Regions from separate parts of the Homo sapiens genome. Here all the other regions are linked to region 1. A link is a contact called in ENCODE Hi-C or POLR2A ChIA-PET data. All regions are on one chromosome and are shown on one strand. The core of a region is the stretch at or near the end of the contact, and the rest is flanking DNA. Distances in the headings are between cores, read along the strand shown. Region 1 holds the start of THBS2 (thrombospondin 2). Region 2 holds the start of DYNLT2 (dynein light chain Tctex-type 2). Region 3 has its middle 270 kb from the start of LINC01615. Region 4 overlaps WDR27 (WD repeat domain 27).

What was found. A loop is a pair of places that touch in the nucleus more often than their neighbours do. ChIA-PET counts read pairs that join two places held with the same protein, here RNA polymerase II (POLR2A). Pooled maps may share reads with other maps.
Region 2: a loop to region 1 is called in a map of chondrocyte, with 6 times the contacts of the local background. The contact joins the promoter of DYNLT2 here to the promoter of THBS2 in region 1. A Hi-C loop is called at or near these places in 1 of 168 maps with a recorded cell type or tissue (chondrocyte).
Region 3: a loop to region 1 is called in a map of IMR-90, with 7 times the contacts of the local background. The contact joins the enhancer-like site here to the promoter of THBS2 in region 1. A Hi-C loop is called at or near these places in 3 of 168 maps with a recorded cell type or tissue (IMR-90, ascending aorta and chondrocyte) and 6 of 50 pooled maps. POLR2A ChIA-PET finds 5 or more read pairs at or near these places in 1 of 52 experiments (activated CD8-positive, alpha-beta memory T cell).
Region 4: a map of chondrocyte shows a loop between it and region 1 (3-fold over the local background). The contact joins the enhancer-like site here to the promoter of THBS2 in region 1. A Hi-C loop is called at or near these places in 2 of 168 maps with a recorded cell type or tissue (IMR-90 and chondrocyte). POLR2A ChIA-PET finds 5 or more read pairs at or near these places in 1 of 52 experiments (OCI-LY7).

The regions. Positions count from the first base shown.
Region 1 is chr6:169,252,403-169,255,102 of GRCh38, forward strand. It overlaps THBS2 (thrombospondin 2), which reads right to left and starts at 1,444. Exons shown (of 22, transcript NM_003247.5): 1 at 1,322-1,444. RefSeq lists enhancers at 6-518, 519-1,030.
Region 2 is chr6:169,750,144-169,752,843 of GRCh38, forward strand. It overlaps DYNLT2 (dynein light chain Tctex-type 2), which reads right to left and starts at 1,429. Exons shown (of 4, transcript NM_174910.3): 1 at 1,196-1,429. The coding sequence starts at 1,315. ERMARD (ER membrane associated RNA degradation) reads left to right here and starts at 1,479. Exons shown (of 18, transcript NM_018341.3): 1 at 1,479-1,520. The coding sequence starts at 1,515.
Region 3 is chr6:168,893,742-168,896,528 of GRCh38, forward strand. No RefSeq gene overlaps it. Among named protein-coding and RNA genes, the nearest start is that of LINC01615, 270 kb to the right of the region's middle. Within about 2 kb of position 1,475, at least 6 of the 41 ENCODE cell types and tissues checked have a DNase peak (open chromatin) inside an H3K27ac peak, as active enhancers do.
Region 4 is chr6:169,618,976-169,621,733 of GRCh38, forward strand. All of the region lies in intron 21 of WDR27 (WD repeat domain 27), which reads right to left. Among named protein-coding and RNA genes, the nearest start is that of WDR27, 82 kb to the right of the region's middle. RefSeq lists enhancers at 1-603, 604-1,248. Within about 2 kb of position 1,461, at least 2 of the 41 ENCODE cell types and tissues checked have a DNase peak (open chromatin) inside an H3K27ac peak, as active enhancers do.

The DNA.
Region 1 (2,700 bases), core at 194-2,693:
CGCAGTCCCCTAAGGACAGCTGTGTGGGGCTGGCCCTGCAGAGGCCAGCCAAGAACAGGATGGTAAATGCGAAAGTTCTGGATGCCCAGCTTCATAAGGACAGGTTAGAAAAACTAAATCAAACTCCTTTGACGAAACCAGATCCTACTGTCTCTGCCTTGAGGTAGATTCTTACAAGAGCAGGAGGCTAACAAAGCATCCCCTGCTGCGGATTGTCAAAGGACAGTGAGGCTCCATCCCACAGGAAGGATGAGCAGCCAGGCTACCTGGCCTCAGCCCATCCAGGGACACCGGGCATGCATGGATGGAGCCACGGATGAGCCAGTGCCGCTCACCCCTGCCCCAGCCTCTGCACGCCACACATCCACGTTTATGCTTGTGTTTTTCCAAAAGAAAGATTTCGGTGCCTGTCTGCAGCAGAATGTAGTTTGAATTTGCAAAGGTCTTTTAAAACTCTTTTCGTATGAACAATCAAAGTAAAAGATAGCTTTGCAGAGAGCTAATTGTTTACCGGCCGTCCACCACCAACAGCAGTCTGATTAAACACCAGACTCCTGGGTGCTCAGCTCCCAGTCCTGGGCAGCCAAACCCACCTTCCTTAAGTGGTAGCCAGGCAACCTGCCAGCTCGCTTTTCATATGCAAACTGCCCCAAGACTGTTAAAAGTCGCTGTGTGTCCCGGCAGTCACAGGATTTTCCATAGACTTACCACAAATACTCTCTAGTTATGTTCAAAACCACTTTTCAGCTGCTAATAATGTTAACAATCAGAGTCTCTCTTTAATCTACTAATAATGTTAACAATCAGAGTCTCTCTTTAATCTACTAATAATGTTAACGATCAGAGTCTCTCTCTAATCTACTAATAATGATGTTAACAATCAGAGTCTCTCTCTAATCTCCAGTTACTTTTCAGATATTCCGGGAGTTGTTTCTAATTCTCTCCTCAATAACAAACTCTCATGTGGAATCTTCTTCTTCGGAAACTGAAAACATAAAGCGTTTACCCGGGTTCCCAGGCAGGTATATACATTGAAATAGCAGCAGCCACAACCCTCAGAGAGGAAGGGGTGCCCGGCTGGTGAAAGCACAGCCACGGAGGAAAAGCTGAGGAGCGGCCACGTGCCTTGCTCTTCAAGCGGGCAGTAGAAACACCACGTGAAGAAACACTTGCCATTTAGTGTTAATAGATACACCACCCACCTTAAGTTAAGAATCGAAATTGCTCCTTTTTCTTCTCCGCTTCTTAGAGTTCGAGAACTCTAATTTCTTAAAATTAGAGCACCATTAAATAATTGATTGAGTTTAAGAAATAATCGTACCTGGTTTGCCAAAAAGATGCAGTGATGACTGGTTTCAGTGTTCCGGACCGAGTCAGAAAGGCGCAGGCTCTGCTGGAGCGAGAGACCGGCCCTGCAGTGCAGGATGCTCCGGTGGACGTGGCCGAGCGGCTCCCGGGCAGCGCGGCTTTATATGCCGCTTCTCCTGTGCAGGGCTGTCAATCAGACACACGAGGAAGCACGTTTAATTCATTCCTTCGAAGGAATGACATCATCCCCCTTCTGATCTCACCATTTGCTCCGAGTACCTGCTGCAGGGGTCCAAGTCCAGCCCCTCTGTACTGGATGCCGTCTCCTCCTCCTGCACCCCGGCCCCTGCCAGACAGGCCTGGGAGGAGCCAGACGGAGAGAGGGAAGGCAGGGACTCACTTTTCCTGTCTTCTCTCAGGAAATAAGATGCTATAAATAACACTAGCAAGATTGGCTAGAACTCCTCATTTTGCTTAAGAGAAAAAAATGCAAGTTCTATGCCTTAAATATGTTTCGAATTACTCAATGTGATATTGGTCTTTCTAAACCAAATGAGTGACTCTCAATAACACATGAAATACATCGGTGAGTATCAATAATCAGTCTGTATATTAATAAAGTTATTATGGTCAATAATCAAGTGTATTATGTGACAAAAATGAAATTTAATATAAAAGGAAGTTGCCAACATTTATCTCAGGCAGTTAGAGGACTGAAAAGCTGTACTGCAGCTTTGGGAAAATTCATTTTTACCCAAATTCTGCTTCATTTGCTCAGTGAGGATCCCCTAGAAGGACGTCTCCCAGTGGACGTGCAATACCCGTAGAAGGGTGTGTCCCAGTGGACGTACAGTACCCGGCCAAGTCCCCTTGGTGCACACTTGCACGTGGCCCCATCACAGGAACAACCTGACGTGCAGGCACAGAGCAAGGACTCGAGAGAACGAGAAGCAGTGGCAGCAGCTAACCCCCGCCCCTCCCACACCTCAGGCATCACCCGCAATCAGGGTGCACTCTGCATGGGGGTGGGGGGCACCGCTTCTCAGAGGTCAGGGTGGACGATGGATGCGGAGGGGCTGCTTCTCCCAGGTCAGGGTATACAGTGGAAAGGGGAAGCTGCTGCTCTAAGGTGGGGGTTGATGGTACATGGGGGAGGGGCTGCTTCTCCCAAGTTGGGCTGGACAGTGGATGGGGGAGGTGCCACTTCTCCCAGGCCAGTGTGAAAGGTGGATGGTGGAGAGGCTGTTTCTCCCAGGTCAGTGTGCAAGGTGGCTGGGGATGTGTTGTTTCTCCCAGGTCAGGGTTAATGGCAGACAGGGGAGCTGCTGCTTCTCCTGGGTTGGGGTGGACCTTGGATGGGGGAGGTGCTACTTCCCCAGGTGGGGTGGATGG
Region 2 (2,700 bases), core at 179-2,678, 500 kb after region 1:
TTTTGAGTTCAGGCTCATTGAATTTTAAAGACCACTTCAGACCTCAGATAGGCAGTAAGTTTATAAAAGCCACCCTTGTCTGCCTCAATATATAGAAATTTTTCTTTACTGTTGGTGACCTGTTACTCAGACTCATTGCCAAGAAATACAGCATAGTGTTTGGGAGTGTGAAGTTTTAAGTCCAACTGATTTAGGTTTCTAGCCCTGCTCTGCTCTTTTTCTTAGCTGTGTAAACTTGGCCTGTTTGCTTTTCCTCCTTTATTTAGTTCGTTCTTTCCTCTGTAAAATGTAGACACCAGGGAAACAAGAACCTGAAATTTCGCCATTATTTTGAGAATTCTCTTTTTAAGAGTAATCTTAAAATGTTTTAGGGTCTTCAAAAAATTGTTTTGCCTGTCATCTCTATCTTCATCCTATTATAGGTCCACGAAGTAAGTACGAAGAGAAACCAGTATAGGCCAATTGGACCGAGTACTAGCATACAGGTTCTGGTCCCAGCTCTATCATTACAGCTTTGTATCCTTGGGCAAACTAATTTTCTGTTAAAGTATCAATAAAATATAGAGTCTTTAATACATTAACGGTTTTCAAAGCCTAATCATATAGAAATACCTGTTATACCACCAATAAAACTGAATAATGACCCTTTCCATCAATATCAGTAAGTTTTGGACAGGGTATTTTCAACTTAAGTTTTTTTCTCCTGTACATTCTTCAAATATCCAGACTGCTGATGTTTTAAAAACCCAAAACATGGCACTATTCTGCCTGGTTTATCAAATTATTTTTTTAATACAACACACTCATTTTTCGCTAGCAAAACTGCTTATAATGGCACTAAATACACTAACATACTGTGTTTTAGTACAAAGCAATAATACTCAGAGTACTCTCAGGAAATCCGCAAGCTGAGTAAATTTGAAAAGAAGATCTTGTAACCACCCTTCCAATCGACTTATGTAGGGTTCTATGGCCCTAATTAAAAAACAAGAAAACTTTAGCACTCAAGTCCAAAGGGGACTGCCCAACTCAGTCTCAGGCTTCAATTTCGCATCTGGGGAAAAAAGAAACACAAAAGGGAGATGCTGCCTCCTTGGCTCTGGGGGTGGTGACGGGAGCGGGGCCCACTGGGGAGCGATTTCACTTAAACGGTCGGACATAGCCGTCTCGGGCCCCTAGCAGTCTCCGCACTCACTGCCTCCTTCTCGAACATGCTAGGCCTCCTTTCTTTCCTAGGCGTCACCGGAGCCTGCTGAGGGGTCTGGTTCGGGGTCTGGATGGGGCTCGACTTCACGCCTCGGCCTCGCTTCTCCATCTCGCTCTGTTCTCCAAGACGCCCACCGCCTCCCCTTCACCGCCGGCGGTCAAACGCCCTAGCCAGTCCCGCGAGGGCGGAAGTCTCCCACCTGCGCCTCGTACGGTAGGAAGTGCCCGCCAGGGCTCCAAAGCGCCTGGAGGAGGGGCGCGCAGGCGCCTGCGTCATTCACGCGCGCCGCAGCGGGGCACCGGAAGTTATGGAGGTAGGGCGGGTGTAGGGCCCGGTTCGATCCCGAGCTAGGCAGGGAGTCGGCGCCAGGCTGGGTGGTGCTCGGCTACGCGGAGTGGGCGAGCGAGCACGCGCCTGCGGTGGCCGGCGGTCCCGCGCTGGAGGGCGCTGGCGACGTCGCGGCCCTGGCCTCTGTGGCGGTATCGGACGCTCGGCCCTGCAAGACGCCTGGCGGGCCCTGCCGGCCTCCCTGGGCCAGGCTCGGTTTCTCCGTCGCCTCCTGGCCCTGAGCTGGAACGCGGCGGACGGTCAGGGAGGGCTGTGCGCGGTGGCGCGGGGGCGGAAAGCCGCAGGTCGGGCTCTCACCTGACCGTGGCTCGTTCCTAGAAGCGCAGTTTCCTAGTCGCTGCCTGTAGGGTCCACACTCGGACAGTAAATTTGTGTTCATCGCCGGGCGTGGTGGGGCCTGTGGTCCCATCTACTCCGTAGGCTGAGGTGGAAGGATCGCTTTAGCCCAGGAGGTGGAGGCTGCAGTGAGCCGAGATCGCGCCACTGCACCCCTGTCTGGGCGACGGCGAGACCCCGTCTCCAAAATGATGATAACGATAACTACCATTTTTGAGTACTATGTGCTAGATGCTTTTCATGTGTTATCTGATTACTGTAGCCCTACCAGGTGCAGCCTGGCACCGTTTTATTTCACTTAGAACTGAGATTCCGATAAAGTAACTTTTCCAAGGCAAGAGGTAGTCAGAGGCTGAGGAATGATTCAAATTTAAGTCCAGCTCCAAAGCACCGGCCCAGTGTAGTCTGCAGAGTTCCAGCCCCATAGAGCCACATGGAGGATGCGAGTGACAATCGCCAATCAACAAATAGTTGATGTAGATTTCTTTAGTGATGACTTAATTGTTAGGGCCTGCTGGGATTGTTCGAAAACCAGGGCTGAGAGTGGAAAGTGCAACTTCTGGGTGCAGGAGGAGCAAACAGGGCAACTGATAGCAGTTTCCACATTAGGAAGCTGCCCAGAGCTAATTATGACTGTCACAACACAGCCCCCCCTTAACTCAACACACCAAAATAAAGAGCTTCGGTTCCGCTTTAGATCCTGAATTTGACTTCTTTGCAGGTTTATACGATGGTCTTAGTGTCATGTGGGGTAATTGTGAGGATTTCGATTGTATTTAATTCTCCATGGAAAACCAGTACGGTTTGCT
Region 3 (2,787 bases), core at 225-2,724, 360 kb before region 1:
TGATCTTATGTTTTAGTCTCATTTCCGAGAACCTGCTCATCTGCGGTTGCCTTGTGTGTGTTGGAGACCTTCTCAGAGATGGGGTCATTTTGACAAAGTCACAGAGCAAAAGCCATCACACATCAAAGCCAGGGCTCCTCTGATGCTGAGCCAGTGGTGGGGCCAGGGCTTCTCCGATGCTGAGCCGGTCCCTTTATCCCGTACCCCATCCTCCCTGTGTGAAGGGCATGTGAGACAAAGCCCTTCCAAGTGCAGGACCTGACTCATAGCTCTGACACCTCTGCTTCCTGGGCCGTGTGTGGACAGGCACTGTCTTCTTGAGTGTAGACTGTGTGTTTTTCATTCTTCCATCTGCGACCCGTGGACCTGGGCGTGGGCGATATGGCTGCATTGAGCCTCTAACTGGCTTTCTTATGATAATTATTTTTATTTTTATTTTTTTGAGACAGAGTCACGCTCAGTTGCCCAGGCTGGAGTGCAGTGGTGTAATCTCAGCTCACTGCAACCTCCGCCTCCCCAGCTCAAGCCATTCTCCTGCCTCAGCCTCCTGAGTAGCTGGGATTACAGGCACCTGCCACCATGCCCAGCTAATTTTTGTATTTTTAGTAGAGATGGGGTTTCACCATGTTGTCCAGGCTGGTCTTGAGCTCCTGACCTCAGGCGATTCGCCTGCCTCGGCCTCCCAAAGTGCTGGAATTACAGGTGTGAGCCACCGCGCACGGCCTACAATAATATTTTTAAAACGGCTTTCTCCTATTTTCTTTGGCCTGTCTAAACTTAAGTATCCATATTTCTGTTTTCTGTGTTTGGATATATATATATATATATAATATTTTCCCCATTTTCTCTCATTTTCCCTCAATTTCCTAAAATTTGCCTTTTTCCTTTTATTTTCTTATGACATTATTCTTGTCAAGTACAATTGCTTTTGAATACAAAGTATTTTGGTTTATGATGTTCATGATTTGTCCTGAGATCCTAAAATTTTTGAGGAGAAACCCTTGTCTTCACTTCTAAGACTATTTTATTTTAGTTCTTTTCTCTGCATCCCCCTTAACCAGCTAATAACATTTTGTCTTGATTTCATAATATGATAGGTTTTCATCTTTGTGACTACCATGTGGTCACTTTTACTCACTAGGCTTTTGAACTCAATTTAAACAGAATAACTTACCAGTGCAAAATATGAGGTTAGATGAGTAAGTTGGAATCAAAATTCTGCCATGTTGGGCAAATTATTCACCTACATATTGTGAAGTGTTGTGTTATTTCTCCTTATTTATTCTTATGGGGTCTTATTAAAATCTTAGCATTTGTTAAAGAAAATAATATTCATCATTTAAAGACCAGACGGTTCAATCTAATGAATTTTAATAACACAACAAATTAAACCACGTTTGCCCCATTCTGTAAACAGCGCTGCCTGCTTTTCTGTCCTGGCACAGTGTCCAGGCTTGGCCACGAGGGGGCACTTGAAACCTGCCTTTCGGTGCCTGGTCGTCGTCCCCTGAAGTGAAAAGTTGCCCTTCCGGTTATTTCCCTTCCTGTTTGTCTGCCTCCGGGGTGTGTGGCTTCATTATCAGATCTCAGCAGCTTATGAACTTTAAAAAGGGTAATAAGCCCTGTGAAAACCCCCTTTGTGCACGTTTTCAAAAATGTATTTAACATCCAAAAAGAATGTTATGACACTCACTGTCTCCACGAGTGAAAATGTGTGTGCACATTGTGTGTGTGTGCATGTATGTGTGCATCCATACGTGTGTATGTATGTATGCATCTGTGTATGTGTGCATGCATGTGTGTGCGTCTGTGTATGTATCCATATGTGTGTGTATGTGTGTGCATGCATGTGTGTGCATGTGTGTGCACGTGCATCGCTTGCATGTTTTCTTGTGTGTGCATATCTGTGTGTGTGTGTGTGTGTCCCGGATAAATAAGCCATCAACTAAGAAGGAAACAGGCTGGCCTTTGTCTAGGGCCTGCCTTACATCTGCCGGAGTCCAAAGTCCACAATTCTTCCCTTTCGATTTCTGCCTTTTCCATAACTGGCACTGACCAGCAGAAACAGAAATGTGTTGTGAGGTCACCACCATCACCTTTCTGCTCATCCACACGTGTGCTGGGGTCTGCTGCCGGCAGCGGTGTGGCAGGACTCGGCGGTCTCTTGTGCAGGTCTGCGTCTCAGATGAATGAGGATGAAGTTTTGATTAGATGCCCTCTCCGTTCCCTGAAACTCTGGAATTCTAGGCCTGTCTCTTTTTCCTGCTTCCTTCCCTCCCTTCCTGCTTTCTTCTCTTCCTTCTTTCTTTTCTCTCCCCATCCCACCCTCCCTTTTCCCTTTTTCTCCCCCATCCCTTTACTCCCTAAATGAGTGTCTGAGGGGCCGACCACAGTGCCGTGCTGTGTCCTCTGCGAGTGTGTATTCAGAACTACAAGAAATCACTTTGTTCCTTCTCCTGTGTACTCACGGAACTTGATTCTTGCCCTGAGAAGAAGGCAGGAACCGGACACCTCCATCACCCTCTCTTTTTACACTTTCCAACGTCAGGACAGCACCCTTCCCTCCACTCCCACCTTCAGACTCTCAGAGGAACAGGCCATCTTCAGCTTGCGTTAGAACCTCTCCTCTACAGCCAGGACCCAGGTGTTTTCACACATTCCCCAGGGTTTTCTCTCCAATCAGCTTTGCGCCCCATCCCTCATGTTCACATTCCATTTAGAGAGGAAGCTGCACTGGCCCTGAGCCCCGCATTGCCTGGTGTTTCCCATCACTGCTCCACTGACCTT
Region 4 (2,758 bases), core at 211-2,710, 370 kb after region 1:
AAAACCCGTAATTTTCCCATAAAAAACCTCAGAACTATTTTTCTTAATATAACACCTCTCATCCAAGAGTACACCACAATGATTCACAAAATATTACAATCCCTACTGAAAGACCACATAGATTTGACAGGATTCAGGCTACTGTATAGTCATTGCTCAAGCTGTTGAAAAATGTAGACATTTTAAGCAGTTTCCTAAAGCAAAGACACTAAACCTCTTAACAAAAAGCTAAGATTTTAAAAGAGAGGAACTCTCCTTGAATTGGGAAATTAGACGGTCACCATGTCATTCCAGGAACAAAGCGAGGCACATCTACACAACAATGGCTCTTCACAAGGCCAACTTGTAAAAACAGTCTTCACCACAGCACTTGGAATGAAATATCCTATGCGCCTCTTGTCGACAGAAAGAGTAAAACTCTGTAAAATATTGGAAGAAATTTATTCTGGGCCAAATATGAGTGACCACGGCCCGTGACACAGCCCTCAGGAGGTCCTCAGAACATGTGCCCAAAGTGGTCAGGTGCAGCTTGGTTTTATACATTTTAGGGACGCATGAGACATCAATCAAAGACATTTCAGAAATACACTGGTTTCCCACCTGGGAAAGGCAGGAAAACTCAAAGTGGGGGCTTCCAGGCTCTAGGTAAAAGTAAACATTTTCTGGTTGACAATTGGTTGAGTTTCTCTGAAGACCTGGGATCAATAGAAAGGAAATGTTCAGTTTAAGATAAAAGACTGTGGAGACCAAGGTTCTTTTGAAGCCTCATTAGTGGCTGCCCTTGGAGACAACAGGTGACAAATGTTTCCTGTTCAGATCTTTAAAAGGTGCTAGACTCTTAATCTGTTTAGGATTGGGAGGGCCTGGAAGAAAGAGATCTAGCCATGTTAATAGAGATTCTTCACAGATGCATGACTAATGTGACTGAACTGGTTTTCCCACACAAAGGACAGCTTTGCAGGGCCATTTCGACATATGGCAAAGACACATGTTTTGGAGTGAAATATTTTTATTTTCTTCCTTGTCTTGTAATGTTATGCCAGAGCCAGGTTGGAAAATAAGTCATGATACATAAGGTTAAATAAAACCCATCTGACGAGAATTGATGGTTTTTAAAGCATGACTCCTCAGACCCCTTAATCAGAGCCTAGTCCTCACCCCTTTAGGACACACCTTACCTGCAGGGATGCTGTCTCAGGGAGCCAGCTTGTCCAGATGTCCATCAGGAATGTGACAAGAAAATGAATCTTGGGACCCCCAAATCACTAAGCCAAGGGTAAAGTCAAGCTGGGAACTGCCTCAGGCAAAACCTGCCTCCCATTCTATTCCTAAGTAAGATAGCTACAAAGATAAGAAGCTACAGACCTCCCTCACAATTTGCCCACAAGGAAATTCCTTGTGGACAAAGGACAGTCAGAACTCAAAGACATCCCTCCGAGGCTTCCCTGAAACAAATGCGTATCTCATTGCTTCCTCTCCCCTATTGTTTATGTAAAAATGATGATTCACTGAGCTAGACTAAATTGTGTATTCAGTGGAAAGCTGATCAAGGACTCAAAAGAATGTAACCTTTTGCCTCTTATCTACTCATGACCTGGAAGCCCTCGCCTCAAATCCCACTTTACCTGACTGAACCAAAGTACATGGTACACATATTGATTGATATCTCATGTCTCCCTAAAATGTATAAAACCAAGCGGTGCCCCGACCACCATCGTCAGGAACTCCTGATGCTATGTCATGGGTGCATCCTTAACCTTGGTGAAATAAACTTTCTAAACTGACCGAGACCTGTCTTAGATATTTTGATTTAACAAGGGGCTCGAGGTCCACCCCTCCACCGGCTTCACCACACAGTCCACCTCCTGTACTCTGCTCCTCCAGACATAGACATAGACCTGCTCCTCCTGCACTCTGCTCCTCCAGACATAGACCTGGCACCCTTCCCTGTGTCATGAACCTGCTGCTCTAGTTACCTGGTCAGCACAGAGCACCTGACCTTGTGTAATACACGTGTTCCTATGTAAGAAAATACAATTCTTGAGCACAAGGACTTTGCCCTCACTTCATCTAACTCTTCATTCACAGAACACTGCCAAGTGCACAGCAGCAGCTAATAGATATTTTAAATGAATTAATTAATAGGCACTTTAATGAATACTATAATTAAAAGCACATATACATATGCATACACATGCATGCACATATACATACATACACCCATGCACGCTCGCATATGCATATACACACACATGCACACAGGCATATACATACCCACACATACATTCATGCATACACACACACACACACATGCACGCACGCATATACATACCCACACACGCATTCACACATATACATACGCACACACATGCATGTAGACATACGCACACATGCATGCATGTAGACATACGCACACACATGCACACATGCCTATACATACACACACGCGCATTCACACATATACATATGCACACATGCACACACACATATACATATGCACATGTGCATGCACACATATACATACCCACACATGCATTCACACATATACATACACACACACGCACGCATATACATACACACACGCATTCATGCATATACATACACATGCACGCACGCATATACATACCCACACATGCATTCACGCATATACATACCCACACATGCATATACATACCCACACATTCATTCACGCATATACATACCCACACATGCATATACATACCCACACATGCATTCACGCATATACACATTCACACAT